2 separate regions of the Mus musculus genome follow, and region 2 is linked to region 1. A link is a loop called in an ENCODE intact Hi-C map of the cell type or tissue named here. Cell type or tissue: gastrocnemius. All regions are shown on one strand.

Region 1 (4,000 bases):
ACTTAGAGGCATTTGGATGAGGGCGGAAGAGGTGACTCAGTGGTTAAGAACTCTGGCTGCTCTTCCAGAAGTCCTGAGTTTAATTCCCAGCAACCACATGGTGGATCCATAATGGGATCTAATGCTCTCTTCTGGCATGCAGGTGTACATGCAGATAGAGTATGCATAACTAATTTTTTTTTTTTCGAGACAGGGTTTCTCTGTGTAGCCCTGGCTGTCCTGGAACTCACTTTGTAGACCAGGCTGGCCTCGAACTCAGAAACCCGCCTGCCTCTGCCTCCCGAGTGGTGGGATTAAAGGCACACGCCACCACACCACCTGCTTAACTAGGTCTTTTTTAAAATTTTTATTTAATGTCTGTGTGCTCTGCTGCATATACATCCGCCTGCCTGAAGAGGGCGTCCGATCCCACTACAGATGGTTGTGAGCCACCATGTGGTTGCTGGGAATTGAACTCAGGATCTCTGGAAGAGCAGCCAGTGCTTTTAATCACGGAGCTATCTCACCAGCCCTAATTAAATCTTTTTTAACCCTAACAGAGGCTAAGGTTGGCAAATCTCTGTGAGTTCAAGGCCAGTCTAATTTACAGAGCTAGTTCTAGGATTGCCAGGACTACACAAAGAAACCCCGTGTACACCAAACAAAAAACAAAACAAAAAAGTATTGGGTTGTTAAGGCTCACTTTCTTGCAGCCTTTCAAATTAAACGCTTTTTGTATTTCAGTTACACTACCCAAGCTGTTCCCAGATTTTCTAACTTCATTGTGCCAGCCAGCTATGGACACACACACACCACACTCAGGGAGGGAGAGGGAAAGAGAGAGGAATAGAGAGGGACTTACACGAGGTCTTATAATACAGCCCAGGCCAGTCTTGGGCTTGTAATCCTGCTTCAATCTCCCTAGTTCTGGTATAATCGGTATGTACCACCACACCCAGGTTTTATTCAATTCTTTCTTTACGGTTGTTCTTAGTTTCACAGCTTGAAAAGGTATTTCACTAGGTAAGATAATTTTATTGTTACTTTATATGTGATTGGAATATTAGTCATAGTTATACTGAGACTACCATGATTTCTGTGCACATTTTGTTTTGCTTTGGTACCCTGTTAACAAAGTTTTAATAAAAACCCCCTGTTCCAGCAGTCCTAGCAGACTTGTCTGGCCACGCGTCTCAGTTTGCCAAAGAGACACGTAATGATGAATGACAGAGAAAAGGGTTTTATTAAGGTGGCCATGATGAGAAAAACAGATAAAGGGGTTTGCATATACCAAGTCTGTCTTCGAGGGGCTGAGATGAACTTTGACATTTTATAGAAAAGGGAAATGGGAGGGGCTTGTGGTGTGCATAGATGACAGAGCCTGTGGTCTGGTCAGGTGATCTGGTCAAGGCATGGGTCTGATCACTTATGCCAACAAAGGCCTTGTTTCGCAAGGGTTTCTGGAGACCTTGCTAGTGATGTCATTACTCCGAGGCAGACTGTTTATGGCGAGGTAGTTACCCCAGCGCCAGCTTTCAGCCTCCCCACCATACGTAGTTGCCCTCATGTGGGAGGTGATCTGTCCTGCCAGGCTTGCTCTTTGCTTGGGAGTAGTCTCGGTTCCACGTCATAAGGATGTTTACAGATCAGTCTTGCCATTCCTTGTGTTCAAGAGAACTACAGAAGAGAGTGAGTGACTTAGCAGGAAAATTGTTTTTTAAAAAAAAAAGTCAGAGAATGGTGCCCTTCGTCTTCCTAGCTCAGTCTTAGTTTCTAAGACTATTTTACAGAGCCAAAGTTATGAGTGGGAAAAGTTCGAATGTGTCTTACTTCTATTCACAAATATGCTTAGATGTATTTTTATTTTATTGGGGGAATCCTCTTATTTTTGGGTTAAAGAGCATGCTTGGCGCTCGTGGGGGTGGGGCGGCAGGTGGGGCTATGGCTATGCAGTTAAGAGCACTTGTTGCTATTCCAGAGGGTCCGGATTTGATTTCCATCATCCACATGGCAGATAGCAAACATCTGTAACTTCAGTTCCAGGGGATCAGATGCCATCTTCCGTCCCCTGCCCCAACTAGGCACGAACATGGTGCACAGACATGCACGCAGGCAAAAACATCCAGATACTAAACAAAACCCAACAAAACAAAACCCACGGACAAAAAAAAACCTCCCTAAACGCATGTATAACGTATCCAGAACTTGTAGTTTTAGCTGTTTGGTCTATAGAAATGCACCCCACAGCAGAAATATTGGTGAACTGGAAGGCAGTTACGCTCTTGGGCACCACTTGCTCCCTAGCTCCCTCTTCTGGCAGCAGCTGCCCTCTGCCGCCGGAACATTTTTTTTTTCCCGTGGCTCCAGCGCGCTGCGGAAGAATTTTGGCGGCGCACTCAGACTGCCGGTACTTCCGGTGAGGGTCGTCTCGTCGAGGCTGGTGGGTCTACGCGAGGAGACCTGCGGGGTCCTGAGGCTGTGGAGGGCTGGAGTGAGGCGGACAGGAGAAGAAGCCTGGAGCTGAGGACCGAGGTGCAAAGCCCGGGTTGGCCTCGGGGGGGACCTGGAGGGCGGAGGGGGTGGGGGCGTGTGCAGGGAGCGCGGCAGCTTCCGCCTGAGGAAAGTTCTCGCTGCAGGGCTGCCGTTTGCCGTGAGTCTGTGTGGCCCGAAGCGAGTTTGCAGCCCCGAGCTGTCCCTCTCTGAACACGGGGGACAGTAAATCACCCTTGACCTCGGGCCAGGCAGGGTAAGGCGAGGCAGAGCCTCCGCAGTGGCCATGCGCGCTGCGGCTCGCGGGTGCACGCGAGGAGCTCACCGTGAGCATCTCCCGGGGCGGCTGGGTGTGATGACGGAAAGTCTAAGAAACGGGTGATCTGGCTGCGGCGTGGGGACTTCTAACTTCTCCCCGGTTGGATTCTCCATCATAAAGAGGCCCCGTATACCCAGCCAAAAAGTGTGCGGCGTTTACTCGTTGCTTCTCATTTTCTCTGAATTTAAGAGAGTAATAGAAGAGTAAAATATAAAGCAAATGTTGATGCGGTGGAGCAACATTTAAAAAGCTTAAAAGTAATATTATGCGAACTGTGTGTGCACACGCACACACGTGTGCTGGGATCACAGGTGTATTCCACTCTGCTCATCCTGAACAGAAATTTTATTTATTTTTAATTAATTAATTAATTAATTTGGAGATGGTTTCTCTGTGTAGTGTTGGCAGTCCTGGAACTCACTTTGTAGACTAGGGTGGCCTTGAACTTTAGAGATCTGCCTGCTTCTGCCTTCCGAGTGCTGGGACTAAAGGTGTGCTCCACCACAGCCAGGCTCATAGTTTTGTTATTTTTTAAAATTATTATTTTTTTTTTATTTACAGTTCCAATGTTATCCCCTTTCCTGGTTTCCCCTCCGAAAACCCCCTATTTCCTACCCCTTCCCCTGTTCACCAACCCACCCACTCCTGCTTCCTGGCCCTGACATTCCCCTATACTGGGGCTTAGAGTCTTCACACGACCAAGGGCCTCTCCTCCCATTGATGACAAACTAGGCCATCCTATGCAGCTAGAGCCATGAGTCCCACCATGTGTACTCTTTGGTTGGTGGTTTAGTCCCTGGGAGCTCTGGGGGTACTGGTTAGTTCATATTGTTGTTCCTCCTAGGGGGCTTGCACACCCCTTCAGCTCCTTGGGTACTTTCTCTAGCTCCTTCATTGAGGACCCTGTGCTCTGTCCAATGGATGGCTGTGAGCATCCACTTCTGTATTTGGCAGGCACTGGCAGAGCCTCTCAGGAGGCAGCTATATCAGGCTCCTGTCAGCAAGCTCTTGTTGGCATCTGCAATAGTATCTTGGTTTGGTGACTGTATATGGGATGGATCCCCAGGTGGGGCAGTTTCTGGATGGTCATTCCTTCAGTCTCTGCTCCGAACTTTGTCTCTTTAACTCCTCCCATGGGTATTTTGTTCCCTCTTCTAAGGGCTCATCCTTTTAATTTTTTTACTTTTTTGGTTTTCGAGACAGAGTTTCTCT
Region 2 (4,000 bases), 340 kb before region 1:
ATGCACACTCGTAAGCGAGACACTCCTCTACATAAAATCAATTTTTAAAAATGTTCCCCACAGGCTCATACACTGGAGCTCTTGGTCCCCAGCTCGTGGTGATGCTTGGGTAGGTTTAGGAGGAGTGACCTTGCTGAAAGAAGTATGTCGCTAGGGATGGGAAGACGTTTGAGGCTAAAAAGCCGACTTCTGGCTTGCTCTCTGTGCTTCAAGCTTGTAGTTGAAGACGTGAGCCCTCGTCCTCCATTTCCTGCCACTCTGCCTGCTGCCACCGTTCCTCGTCCTCCATTTCCTGCCACCGTTCCTGCCATGACAGGCTCCTGACCCTACGGAAGCATAAACCGAATACCCCTTCTTCTGGAGGGCACCTAGGCCATGGTGTTTTATAACAACAGAAAAGAAACCCATATACATGATGAGTTTAAAAAACAACAAGATCCCAATGAAACACACACACACACACACACACACACACACACACACACTAAAAACAGTCGCAGTGAGGCTATGTTGTATTGTCAGTCTTTTACTTGCTTCAAACAGGAATGTGTGCGTCTGTAGCTTCTCCAGACTGTACCTGCCTCCCGGCTCGGCGTGTAGCGTGAAAAACCTTTACTGAGGTCTCAAGTAAGAGTGTCAACCCCTAAGGTTTTCTCTTTCTTCTTCCCTTCCCTTCTCCTCCCCTCCCACCCCCCCACCCCCTCTCCAGGCAATCTTTTAAACCCTGAGGCTTTCCCTGTGCTGGGAAGAGCACAGGCACTTGCCACCAGTCTAACTAAAAGGTTTGTTCCTTGTTTCTTCTGCTTCTGCTTCTGTTACTTCTTCTTCTGCTTCTGTTACTTCTTCTTCTGCTTCTGTTACTACTTCTTCTTCTTCTTCTTCTTCTTCTCCTTCTTCTTCTTCTTCTTCTTCTCCTTTTAATTTATCAATATGAAATGACTCACAAACTCTTTGCCAGCCTTTCCTGTTTATCAGATGCTCTTTGGAAAACCTCCAGACTTTAACATGTTACACTGTCAGCTGAGTCTTGCTCTCAGCTTGCTAACTACTCTCTACCACAGATTAAAGGTAAAGCCTTTGCTAGCTTGCTCACATACATGTCACTTGGACTCTTTGTGTGTGTTCAAATTCAGTAGAATAGTATCAACTAATTATGATTTGTCCTTCTGGAAACCCCACTTTCTCCTTCAAATCACCAGTCCAAACCTCCCTCAGTAATAATAGCTAACACTTACTGAGTAATACTAAATGCCACTCACATTCCCTCTGAACAGCTTTATAATATAGATATTACTATTCCTACTTTCCGGAAAGGGGGTGTGTGCCTATAATGCCAGCACTTGGAAGACAGAAGCAGGGAGACCAGAGTTCCAGTCCGTCCTTAGCTATATATCAAGTTGGAAGCCAGCCTAGGCTACATAAGACCTTGCCTCTATATAACAACAACAAACGACGAACGGGAGGAAAACTAAACAACAGATAGGTCAAGTGACTACAATTGTTTATTTCTTTTCTTGTTCCTTTTGAGACAGGATCTCACCTTGTAGTCCTGGCTAGCTTAGAATTCAGTATGTAGACCAGGCTGGCTTCAAACTGCCTCTGGCTATAATTGGGATTAGAAGCATGCGCCACCATGCTGACCAAGATGTCCACAATTATTGAGACTCAGACCAATAGAGACCCAGGTACCTGTAAAAAAATAGCTTTTATATAGATATGTCTACACTAAGTAATATCATTTCAAAGACAGGATTGAAGAAAATCAATATTTTTAGAAAGGGAATAAAATTGTTTACAATAGCACACCTGTAGCCCCTTCCTTCTGTGTTCCCTCTCACACACTTGAGCAGGTTAGCCTGTACTCCTGCCCAACAATTAAATCCACAAGCAGTTGCCTTTCTCCATTGTTTTAGCCTCCCACTCTGCGTTATCGTATCATCAGAAATCCAAAAATAATAATCTCTTTGTGGGAGTCACAGGCACTTCAAAAAACTTTTAGCTTTCTCATTAGAAAAAAAAAAAAAAAAAAAACAAAAAAAAACCGTTAATGCACTTGAGTTAGCAACGCCTATATGTGGCTCACGCCTGAAATTCATCATCCAGGTTTATGAGGCTAGCCTGGGCTACATGCTGAGTTCTAGGTCTATCTGGGCTACAAAGTGAAGCCGTTTAAGAAAGAAGAACCCTGAAGCAAAGGGCTAAGCTCTGTTTGTTAACACAAATATGCATTTTCTAGGGGACCATCCATCCATCCCTCGAGCGAGGAGAACACGCTGTAGCCAAGATGGACCTTAGGTGGCGCTGCAGGGACCTCTTAGGGGCTTCTCTTGAAGACGCGAGGAGGGGGCGGGTCGAGCGGAGCCTTCCCAGCGGTGGGAGGAGCCTGAGTGAAGCGAAGCCACGTGTCCACCAGCGCGCAGGCGCAGGATTGGTCACTCCCCCGGGAGTGAGGGCTGCCGGGGCGGATGACGTGGCCCGGTAACGTTCCTGCCCGTACGGCCTCCGGGGAACGGCGCTGCCGGAACAGCCCGCGGCCTAGTCCCGCCCAGCGTGCGTGTGCCTGCTTGCCGAGCCCGGGCTAGCGGCGGAGACTGCCGAGCTTGCGAGGACGCTGCTGACATGGGGGAGTGACGCGCCTGCGCCCGCGCTTCCGCAGCGGCGGCGAGCCATGAGGAGAGCCCGCGGCGCGGGCAGCGGCTCCTGAGCCTGCATGGAGGAGAAGTACGGCGGGGACGCGCGGCCCGGGCCCGGCGGTGGCCTCGGGCCGGTGGACGTGCCCAGCGCCCGGTAAGGTGGGATTCCACGGCCGCCGGCGGTGCGGACAAGCTTCCCGCCTTGCTCGGACCCCGCGGGCTACCTCTGCGGTCCGTGGCTTGAGATCGGCGAGCGGGCGGGAGTCTGGGCTCGGGACGCACTGCCTGCCAGGTTCCAGTCCCTAGAGAGAGAGGATCTGAATGTCCCTCCCTGCCACTTAAGTAACGCAGGGCTCCGTAGCCTGTCCCACGGCTCGCCCAGAGGATATGCGCAAGGTGTCACCGTCTCAGGCGAAGAAACCAAAGTACAAGCCGATGAACTTGGGTATACAGCACAGCAAAAATGCAACCCTGTCATCGAGTTTTCGTTGCCGTGGTTTTGTGGGGAGAGGTGGGGGCTTATTCTAATAGTACGAAATGTACGTTCCCCCTCTCCCCCAAAACTCATGCCGTACGGGGATTCGTAGCGTGGAAATTCTTTACTTTTCCTCCAGCCTAAATTATTTTCCTTTTCCTAAAGCCTCTAGCCAGTTGTGCCCTTAGGTCCTGTCCTAAGTTCTGAGGTGGTGTTAAATAAAGCCCAACAATTTCGTTCAAACTGGTTAGCAGTATGTACGATGAGATTTCGTGATTGTTTTTGAAAAGGTTCTTAGACCGTGGTTACAGCGATACCAGCTAACTTTTGTCTGGGGGGGTGGGGGTGGAACCCATATGCCGAGTAGAATTTAAACCAACTGCGGGATTTGCAGAATGCATTTGGTTTTCTGTCTATTTTCAGCAATTCATTTATAGCATGTCACGTGTCAACCAGTGACCATAAAACAGCTAGATGCAGAAGGGGCTAGTGCTATGGTTTGGTAATAAAGGGAAGTAATAGAAGGGACAAGACTAGGTCAGGTCACAAAATTGGACTATGGAGACAGATTAAAGTATCAGATCTTTGTTAAATTTCCTGTTGATAACTCCAGATTTCATAGCAGAGTTGCCATATTTTTAGGAAATACAAGGGTAAAATGTGATATACTTCATTTACTCTCAAACAGTTCAAGGATGGGGGGGGGGGGAGAGTGAGAGTATAAATAGTTTAAACGTGGTAAACATCCTTTGCCAACTTACCTGTATTATTTGCTTGGCAGAGTTGCCCTTCTATCGTAGGTTATTACAGAATTCAAATTTTGACTCAGAGCTGGCTGAATTTCAAGGGATTTCAGGTTTCCAGAGTTTTCTGTATGCTCGAGCACTGGATC

What was found. Peaks named below come from ENCODE experiments on the same cell type or tissue, not always from the same donor. Only the 100,000 strongest peaks of a DNase experiment are listed, where the experiment ranks them.
Region 2: a loop joins it to region 1, with 5 times the contacts of the local background. A loop is called at or near these places in 6 of 42 quality-filtered maps.

What each region holds. Positions count from the first base shown.
Region 1 is chr13:100,490,968-100,494,967 of GRCm38, reverse strand. It overlaps Gtf2h2 (general transcription factor II H, polypeptide 2), which reads left to right and starts at 2,359. Exons shown (of 16, transcript NM_022011.4): 1 at 2,359-2,511. In gastrocnemius, CTCF peaks have their summits at 394 (motif pointing right) and 2,295 (motif pointing left); DNase peaks (open chromatin) are centred at 1,955 and 2,358; H3K4me3 peaks cover 1,512 bases; H3K27ac peaks cover 866 bases.
Region 2 is chr13:100,831,888-100,835,887 of GRCm38, reverse strand. Slc30a5 (solute carrier family 30 (zinc transporter), member 5) reads left to right here and starts at 2,461. Exons shown (of 16, transcript NM_022885.2): 1 at 2,461-2,787. The coding sequence starts at 2,711. In gastrocnemius, a CTCF peak has its summit at 2,296; a DNase peak (open chromatin) is centred at 2,404; H3K4me3 peaks cover 1,995 bases; H3K27ac peaks cover 1,847 bases.